2 separate regions of the Homo sapiens genome follow, and region 1 is linked to region 2. A link is an interaction called in ENCODE POLR2A ChIA-PET data of the cell type or tissue named here. Cell type or tissue: OCI-LY7. All regions are shown on one strand.

Region 1 (5,000 bases), 53 kb before region 2:
TCCCGGGCAGGTGGTGGCTGTTGACCCAGACCTGGGGGAGAATGGCACCCTGGTGTACAGCATCCAGCCACCCAACAAGTTCTACAGCCTCAACAGCACCACGGGCAAGATCCGCACCACCCACGCCATGCTGGACCGGGAGAACCCCGACCCCCATGAGGCCGAGCTGATGCGCAAAATCGTCGTCTCTGTTACTGACTGTATGGACCCCTCTCGCCCCTCACGGCCCCCACACCTTAGGCTGCGGGTGTCCCTGGTGACTGGGCCTCTGGGGTACCTGGGGCCCACCCAGGAGGTCTATGTCTGATCACCAAGAGTAGAGTAATACCCACGCCCCAGTTGTGACTCCTAGAGCACCCTGAGGGAACGGAGGGAGCTGGGGAGGGGAGCTGTGAGGCCTAGGCTGCTTCCTGGAGGGGCCTTTGGGATGGAGGGCTCTGAATCTGCCACCCTCTCACCACTTGCCTTCTTCCTGTCCGTTTTCTCTTGCACCCATCTTACCCTGTCCTTGGCCCCTTCTCGCCCTGGTCTTCCCAGGTGGCAGGCCCCCTCTGAAAGCCACCAGCAGTGCCACAGTGTTTGTGAACCTCTTGGATCTCAATGACAATGACCCCACCTTTCAGAACCTGCCTTTTGTGGCCGAGGTGCTTGAAGGCATCCCGGCGGGGGTCTCCATCTACCAAGTGAGTCTCTATCATCTCATTCCTACCAGCCCAGAGGTGGGCAGTGGGTGCCTGAGGAGCCTAGCCCAGGCTGAAAACTTTGCAGGGCTGGGGCAGGGGAGGAGCTGGGTCTTGAAGGACAGAGGCTCTGGAGATGTGGAGGGAAGTGTGGCAGGAAAAGGATAGGGAGATGGGCAAAGGCAGAGGTAGAGAGAGGGAGAGAGGCAAAGATGGAATTCTGGAAGTCATGTCCAAGTTTCTCAGGGCCTGATTATGGAGGTCTGGCCCAGGACCTTGGACCTTCCATTCCCTAAGCCTGCAGATGGTTCTAGAATACAAAGAAGGCCAGATGAGTGTAGCCCTGGGCATCTGCCTCTCCCATGCCTTCTCATAAGCCCCGGATCAGCTCCCTTTACTACAGTAGAGGGGCCTCTGTCTACTTTGCAGGGCTCTAAAGAGACTTGCCCAAGACCCCTTGGCCAAGCACATGGTCTGATCTTGGGCCTGGCTTCTTTGCCTCCTGTTCCATCATCCTCTGATTAGAGGGATCCTGAAGGTGCTGGTTTAGGGGAGATGACATCCAGGGTTTCAAGTCCTTTCAACACCTCTGCCCTCCGGGGGCCATTCAGAAACACTGGAGACCCTCCTGGTTAAGAGCATGGGCCGTGGAGTCCAACCAACGGGGATGTGAATCCCATCTCCAGCACCAGGGTGCTGTGTACTTGGAGCAAACTGCTTAACCTCTCTGAGTCTCAGCTTCTCATCTGTGAAATGGAGATAATAATAGTACCTGCCTGGCTGTGCTGTGGGGACTCAATCAGACACACGTATGAAGCACCCTGGAACTTGGACACAGGAAACACAGTAGCTGTGGTGATCACTGTGTGTCGGTCACGAGGGCTTATACCTGAGACACAATGGCTGTATCAGGTTAGCCTGTTCTCATTAGAAGAAGATGGGGTTGTTTGTCAGGATGCCAGAGGGGGTGAGCTTGGTGGTGCCCCACAGGCCCGCTGTGCCTCAGTTTCTTCATCTGTAGGAGGAGGTGAATGGTGTTCTTTGGCAGGTCCCCAAACTCCCAGCAGGGAGCGCCTCAATCCAGGGAACGGCAGTCGGTCCCCGAGGAAGCCCCCAGACCGGAGGGGAGGCGGGGTGAGAGCAAGTCAACCCCCAAACCCTGTTCTCTGGGGGCTCACAACCAGCGAAGAAAGATGCCCACCAATGCAACTTCTGAGTTCATAGAGGAAGGAGCGGGGAGCGTTTAACTTGGAAACTGTCCTCACATACACGATGAGGGCCCTCCCTTGAACTGTGGCTCCCTGGTCCCACCTAGGACCTCAGGAGATACAGATTTCTGCTGGTTGTGGAGAAGAGCGTTCTCCAGGGGGTAGAGCTGTGCGCAAGTAAAGTAAAAGTACTGAGCCCCCCGTCCTGGAAAGCATTCAAGCTGAGTCCAGACACCTCTCGTCCAGTTTGCTGGATGTGAAATAGATCAGACGACCTTGATATTGTCTCCCAATCCTGAGAGTCTTGGCTTAATCCAAAACTCTTATTTTATTTATTATTACACATTTCCCCAAATGCCTTGAATCCACTTCAGTAAAACATTCAGGGTACCAGGGTCTTGAGTCGGGCAATCTGATCAGGACTGGAGGTGCAGATGAGAACAGTGTAGGAATTTGGGAGGAGGCTTGCCTGTGCATGGCCACAAACAGTTTTTTAAAAAAATAATAATAATGAAATCCTCAAGTGACTTTTAAAAAAGAACCCTTGATGTAATTTTATTTTTGTTGTTACTATCTCACAAATCAAAGCAAAGCGGGGCAGGGGAAGTCTGTGAATCCAGCCTTCTACGTGGTTGAACTCCAGATAATGGTGGGGTCCTTAAGCTGGAACAGCTGCTCCAAATCTGGGAGGGCTTCCTAATGGGGAGAGCAGGGGATGAAGGGGAGAAAGCGCTGTAGAGACCTGAGCTCTTATTCTAAAAAGTCCCTCTGCCACCCCATCACCGGCCTCACTTGGTGCATCTGGACGCCTTTCAGCTGACATGCGACCCCCTTAGAGGGTGCCTGGGAGGGTGCCCTGGGGACAGTGGCCTGGCCTAAGGCTTGGAGGGGAGCAGATGTGTCTAGCTGCAGCCAAGTGTGGCTTGGCAGGGAGGAGGAGCACTTCTTGGGGGAGAAGCATCCATCCCAGTGTCCCCTCCCCACCCTCATGCTGCCCCTCCTTGCCCTCAGGTGGTGGCCATCGACCTCGATGAGGGCCTGAACGGCCTGGTGTCCTACCGCATGCCGGTGGGCATGCCCCGCATGGACTTCCTCATCAACAGCAGCAGCGGCGTGGTGGTCACCACCACCGAGCTGGACCGCGAGCGCATCGCGGAGTACCAGCTGCGGGTGGTGGCCAGTGATGCAGGCACGCCCACCAAGAGCTCCACCAGCACGCTCACCATCCATGGTGAGGGGGCGCAGGGGCTTCTGCTGTGTGCTCAGTGTGTGGGCACAGGCCTGGGTCAGGGGCAGGGGTAGAGGGGAGCCCATGTCCCCCACTGCTGTCTATTGGACTTGTAGGCACAGGCTCCCTTGTTAATGAGGTGCCCTCCCCAGCTGGAGCCATTCAACACAGCAGAGCCTTCTCCACACCTGACCACTGCCTTCAGTGCCCCAGAGCTCAGGGGCAGTGGCCTGGACCTGCTGCCAAAGCCCCATCAACCCCACCCCTCCTAGCCTCTGATCGTGGCAACAGCAGAGAGGGCTTGAGCAGGGCCCGGGACCCTCAGGGTCATGAACAGGCAGGGAGGGTGCAGAGCCCTTTGTCTTCTTTGGAAGGCCAGAGTTTTTGTTTGGGAGACATAAAGGAGACCTCCCCCTCCCATGGGTGTGGAACCCCTGGACTGGCAGTAGCAGGGCATCACCCTGGGAAGAGAGCAGCTGGGACTCCCAGACTCCCTAAGATCCTCATCCCCCTGGGACTCTCATGCTCATTCCCAGTGTCTCTGCCCTCTATTGGTGAAGGGACGGGGTACTGTTTCCACTCTGGATGAGTCTTTAATTTTCAGGACAGGATGCAGACATGAGCTGTTGCCAAGGGGCCAGGAATAACCCCAGGGAAATAAGGGCAGAGTTTAGCAGGCAAGACATGGCCTGTTCCCTGAGCCTGTTCAATCCCATCCTAGCTCTGCTGGCCTCCATGGGATGGTAGGGGGCGGGGGAGGGTGTAGTTAGCTCAGCACAGGCTCAGACACTGACCCTCTTCAGTTGAGACCTAAGATGGTGAGGATTTCAGAGAGCACAACATTCTCTCTCCCATTGGTCCGAAGCTTGCCTGTGGGTTTCTGTTGCCAGTTTCAGGACCCCCTTATTGGCCGATGATGGACAGGGAATATGTCCCAGCTTTAAGAGAGGACCCCTGGAGGGCCTTTCTCCAAGACTCAGCAGAAGCCATAACATCAAATGGGCCCAGGATCTCTCCTGGTGATACCATTCAGAGGAACCCAAGTGGGGTGGGGATCACTTCGCTATGAAGGTTGTCCAAGCCCCATCTGCCTGAGGAATAGGGGCCTAGCATGCAGAGCGGAGTAAACACATCTGTAAGGGAAATTAAACCTTATTTCGGGGGGTGGGATTTTCAAAGTGAGCTCCCTTTGCTGAAAGTCCGTTGCATGCTGAGGGTAGACCTTGAGGCTCCAGCCCTCCACTGTGCCACTGTGTGACTTTGGACAAGTCACTCAGCTGCTCTGAGCTCCCGCTTCCTCAGCTCCACAGTGTGTCTAATAATGCCCACCTCCTAGGGTGCTCAGAGGGCTGCATGTGGTCCTGTATGGGAAGCACTCAGCATGGGCTTGGCACGCTGGACAAGCTCGTAAATGGTCACTGTCGTCATCGTTGTCATGATTGTCCGTGTTGCCATGGTCGTTGTTAGGTGCGTACTGGAGAGAGGTTCTAAGGTTTTCTCTCCTCCCTTTGACAGCTGAGCAGCAATAAGCCCCCAGGGCACAGGGACAGCGGGAGGGTCTGGAGCACTGGTGGGCCTGGTCCTGGCCCCGGTGGGCATGGGGGGCCCTGGGCTTATGGCCAGGAGGTGTTGACACAGATGCCACTTGGAGCCCGTGACTCCCTTGGGAATTCATTCCCTACTTGGTCTGGTGCTGGAGACGCTGCTCTGGAGCTGGGTCTTCTGCGGCAGAAGCCAGGCCTAGCCCCGGCGCCCGTTCTGCCCCGCAGTGCTGGATGTGAACGACGAGACGCCCACCTTCTTCCCGGCCGTGTACAATGTGTCTGTGTCCGAGGACGTGCCACGCGAGTTCCGGGTGGTCTGGCTGAACTGCACGGACAACGA
Region 2 (5,000 bases):
GGTGAAAGATGTTTGTGCCCATGACTTAAAGCCCAGCCCCACCACTTATTTGCTGTGTGGTTCCTTAGGCAAGTTACTTAACCCCTCTGTGCCTCCGTTTGCCCATCAGTAAAATGGGGACAATGGTAGGACCAAATTCTTGGACTTGCAATGAGGAGTAAGTGAGAGCATTTTTATTATATGGTGGACTTCTATTCCCTGGAAAGAGCATGCGTTGAAAGCTCTGAGATTGAGTCCTAGCTCTGCCACTTACTAAGTTACGTAACATTCAGTCAGTTATGTAACCCCACTGATCTTAGCCTTCTCATCTGGAAAAAGAAAGGGTTGAGCTAAGTTGTCTGTAAGACCCCTTCCACTTCTGATATTCCAAAGATCATTTTTTGTCCCAACAATTGCTACTAATTACAAAACAAGCACGCCCATACCTTAAACAGGTCCCCCAAGGATCTCTGAGTGGCAGCAACTTGCTTTTATAAAGCAACTTGAGCTACTGCATATGATCATTCATTCAGAAGACATGTATTGAGTGCCGAGCCAGCACTGCCTGGGAGCCAAAGGGGCTGGTGGGCACTTGGCCCCCGGAAATGGCATGCCTCCTTTCTCTCGGCCATTTCGCCCAGCTCCTGGCGGGAAGTGCAGCTGCTCCCAACTCTCAAATGAAAAGGAATTGTGCCTGCATCGTGCCTTTGCGAATCCCAGGGGCTGAACTGGGGGCTGGAGCAGGTCACTCGCACCGTCCACCCACCCCAGGCAGGGAGGAATACTCACGGCGGTTGGAGGCTGCCTGCCTTTGCTTGTAGACCAGGAGCAGGATGAGGGGGAGGCAGAGGATTCCTACGATGCAGGCACCCGTAGCCAGGGCTGCAGCCGTGATGTCTGAAAGGGCAGAGAGGTAGCCAAGGTGAAGCCCCATTCCCATTGCTCCTCCTGAGCATAAACTGAGGCTCAGAGAGGGAAGGCCAGGAAGCAGGAGACCCGCCTTTCCCCAGAGTCCCACAGCTAGACCCCCAGCAACCTACAGAGGCATGGAAGATAAGGCGGTTCTCCTTTCAAAGAGAGCCCTGTGCCTGCCGCCCTATGCCCCTGGAGCACTCAGAAACAAGACCTGTCACCTACAGCTCAGGCAGCTCCAGGCAAGAGAGGGAACAGAGTCCTCATCCCAGCCCACAAGGTACAGCTGGAACACCCTTGGCTACAGGTTGTTCTCTGAAAAGGGAGAGCAGGGCCTTCGCAGACCCCATGCCACAGAGCTCAAGGTCAAAAGAAGCCTAAGTGATGAAAGTTTTGAAAATAGACAGTGGTGACGGTTGCACATTGTGAATGTAATTAATGCCACCAAACTGTAGGCTTAAAATGGTTGAAATGGCAAATTTTACATTATATATGTTTTATCATAATAGATAAAAAGCCCCAACTCATCCCAGAGACTCCTTAGCTCTGGGATGGGGCCTCTAGAACCCCTTGATCTCACCACACAAGTCACAGGAGAAACACCCGGGGTGAGAACTAGAAAAACGTGAATCCTTGTACAATGTTTTTCAATTTTAAACTTATTAAACTACCAAAAAAAGTACAAGTTTAAAAAATATTCGAATCTCCTCCTCCCCTTGTACCAAGACCCCCTCTGAAGAGATCATCCCTGTGTGCCGGTTTTTGTGTTATGGTCCTAGTTATATTCCCTGCAAATACAGCAGACGCAGCATCATATGACAATGCTTTTCCCACTGAGCACAGCTTGGACATCTCTCTGTCTCCCCTGCCTCATTCTGCTTAGAGTTTTATCACATGGCTCCCACTAAATTTATTGAAGCAGTCCCCTGTTGGTAGACATGTTGTTTCCATTTTCAGCATAACTAATAATGTAGCAATGAACTTGTGCACGCAGCCTGGCTCACTCAGCAAGGAAATCTGTAGTAAATTCCTAGCGGTCAAAGTGCTGAGCCAAAGAGTATGTGCATTTTCTTTTAGGCTATTGCTAAATTGCCCTCCAAAAAGGTGTACACGAAGCTTCGCTGTCCCAACAGCATGAGGAGGTTTGATTTATTTCAGGGCATCTGCTGACTGCAGGAGTTTAGCTGGGAACAGACGTGCCCTCAGAACCACAACCAACATAAACGCATTTCCTTCCCAATTTTAGCCTTTCCCAGGGCCAAAAGATGGGCTGGGATACCTTGTCACAGTGTCAACTTCGCCCCAAAGAGCTCTGAGAGGTAAATGGCTGTGGTCTAAATGTTGCCTTTCCGCTATTTGTTTGGGAATAAAGGCTGTTTTTGTTTTGCTCTACAATCCGACAGCGTAAACAAGCTTTCAGGAGGTTTGTTCATACTGCAAATGAGAACAAACTGTTTTCAGTCACTTTAGAAGTACCCACTGGTACAGGAACAGTTGCTATGCTAATTACAAAGCAAGTTCCGCTCCACATTACAGCAGGTTCCCTGCAGATCTTAGCAAGGCTGCATTTTGACGTGGAATATTGAAAGTAAAGACATTCTATAACCCAGACACCTCAGTATTTCAAAACCCCCATCAAAGGACCTTATTGTGGGCAATATTTGAGAAGCCAGTTGCAAAGCACTCTCTTCTAGTGATCAAAGCAGGTCTCCTCTGGACGGCTAGTAAGCAACATTTTGTGAGCTTTGCCAGGTGCTCATTGATACCTGTTCCCTATCTGCCTTTGGAGGGTGAGCTTGGCCAGATATCCCTGCCTAACTTCTATCCCCAGGTAGAGATTTCCCCTATGTGGACCCTCTATCAGATCAGGACTTAATTTCACTTTGAGAGCCTGAGGCTTCCTTACGATCTGGGCTGAGTTGAGGCTGGGGCAGAGGGGCGCAGAGGTTTGGGGACAAGTCTGTGGATCCAGCTGCTTTCTGAAGCCGTAGGCATCTCTGCAGAGCTCAGCCTCGCCACAGTTCCCCACCCCTTCCCCCAAGCGTGGCCAGTGCCTGGGCTGGCACTCACAGGGGAAGGCAGGCATACTCACTCACCATCCAGAGCCAGGCTTATCCTGGGAAGGTGATCAGGCGCTGGCAGAGGTAGCTGCCGACACCGCACTAAGGAGTGTGCCAGGCCCTGACACAGCAGGGTGGGATGGGAGGGGCCTGGCCTGCTCAGGCGGCCTTTGTCCAGGGCCTGCCTGGTAGCCCACGGGGATATATGGAGGAGGGAGTTCGGCTGCTGAGGGTTGGGCTGCCTGGTTTCCCAGGGAGGAAGCTGGGTGAAAGCAGACAGCACATTCTGCTGCGCTGGGGGGTGGGAAGAAGTTCAAAGGGAGATGAGCTGCCTAGACCCCTTCTCTGAGCTCACTGAGAAACCACAGCCCCTCAGCAATGCAGGAGCTCCTTGGGCACCAACTTCTCTAGTCTCATTCCCCTACCTCAGGTTAACTTGTACTTTCATGTTATTTCATAGTCAAGCTACACTCTTACTTCCCAAGGATAACATTAAGAGGCTGGCACTGGGGCTGGGCATAGTGGCTCAATCCTGTAATCCCAGCACTTTGGGGAGCCAAGGCGGGTAGATCACTTGAGCCCAGGAGTTCGAGACCAGCCTGACCAACATGGCTCTGACCAAAATGCATGTTCTAATTTTGCTCTTGGCCTGTTTGTTGGTTTGAAAAAAGGGTAGCTGAGTAAAAAGTCACTGTAGCCTTTGAGTTGGGTTTTGTTGGGTCCGTGGTTTAGCTGATCCCCATTCCGGCTTAGGTCCTCGTGCATGTCCTCCTGGATGCCTTTGTATCTCCAGGGCCTAGCAGGGGCTGGTCCCCACTGGATGTCTGACACATACAGGGTATAGAGGGGTGTGGAAGCCAAGACCTCTTCTCAGAAGAGGGAGGTGCCCTTGCATTTTGTCTCCAAGCTGCTGGGTATTCTCACCCAACCTCTCAGCGCCAGGCACCCTTAGGGCAGTGCCCTCTTACCCTGTAGGGCACCTCTCTGGCAAGCACCGGGGGGCTAACTGCTACCCACTGCACTGCCCCAAGCTGGGAAGAAGGTGAGTATGCAGAGCTAAGCAGGCCTGCAGCCAGATCCCAGCTATGCTACCCTGGGCTATGTGAGCTTGGGCAAGTTAGCATACATCTCTAGGCCTCTCTTTCCATGGATACAGAGAAGATGGTGATGCCTACTTCATAGAGTTCTTATAAGAATTCCCTGAGGCTAGGCATGGTGGCTCACACCTGTAATCCCAGCACTTTGGAGGTCAAGGTGGGAAGATCAATTGAGCCCAGGAGTTCAAGACCAGCCTGGGCAACATAGCGAGAGTGCATCTCTACCAAAAGTGATTTTTTTGATTTTTTGGGACAGAGTCTCGCTCTGTCACCCAGGCTGGAGTGCAGTGGTGTGATCTCGGCTCACTGCAACTTCTGCCTCCCAGGTTCAAGCAGCTCTCATGTCTCAGCCTCCCGAGTAGCTGGGATTACAGATGCCTGCCACCATGCCAGGCAAATTTTGGGTTGTTTTTTTTTTGAGATGGAGTCTTGCTCTATCAGCAGGCTGGAGTGCAGTGGCGCGATCTCGGCTCACTGTAACCTCTGACTCCCGGGTTCAAGCGATTCTCTTGCCTCAGCCTCTTGAGTAGCTGGGACTACAGGCGTGCACCACCATGCCTGGCTAATTTTTGTGTTTTTAGTAGAGATGGGGTTTCACCCTGTTGGCCAGGCTGGTCTCGAACTCCTGGCCTCAAGCGATCTGCCTGCCTTGACCTCCTAAAGTGCTGGGATTACAGGCGTGAGCCACCGCACCTAACCCCAAAAATAATTTTTAAAAATTCACCAGACATGGTGATGCGTGCCTGTAGTCCCAGCTACTTGGGAGAATGAAGCAGGAAGATCACTTGCATCTGGAAGTTTGAGGCTTCAGTGAGCTGTGATTGCACCACTGCATTCCAGCCTGAGTGACAGAGAGAGAGTCTTTCTCAAAAAAAAAAAAAATTCCTGAGGCCAGGCGTGGTGACTCACACCTGTAATCCCAGCACTTTGGGAGGCCGAGGCAGTTAGATCA

The links. Peaks named below come from ENCODE experiments on the same cell type or tissue, not always from the same donor. Only the 100,000 strongest peaks of a DNase experiment are listed, where the experiment ranks them.
Region 1: POLR2A ChIA-PET joins it to region 2 with 5 read pairs; 15 of 35 experiments call an interaction of 5 or more read pairs at or near these places.

Annotation. Positions count from the first base shown.
Region 1 is chr10:71,702,012-71,707,011 of GRCh38, forward strand. CDH23 (cadherin related 23) reads left to right here. Exons shown (of 70, transcript NM_022124.6): 23 at 11-200; 24 at 538-683; 25 at 2,900-3,119; 26 at 4,886-5,000. Among named protein-coding and RNA genes, the nearest start is that of C10orf105, 15 kb to the right of the region's middle. RefSeq lists an enhancer at 1-513. In OCI-LY7, CTCF peaks have their summits at 1,706 (motif pointing right) and 1,911; no DNase peak of the experiment used is centred here.
Region 2 is chr10:71,754,591-71,759,590 of GRCh38, forward strand. The region is part of intron 38 of CDH23 (cadherin related 23); the gene reads left to right. VSIR (V-set immunoregulatory receptor) reads right to left here. Exons shown (of 7, transcript NM_022153.2): 4 at 769-876. Among named protein-coding and RNA genes, the nearest start is that of VSIR, 16 kb to the right of the region's middle. RefSeq lists an enhancer at 3,005-3,540. In OCI-LY7, no CTCF peak of the experiment used is centred here; a DNase peak (open chromatin) is centred at 2,414.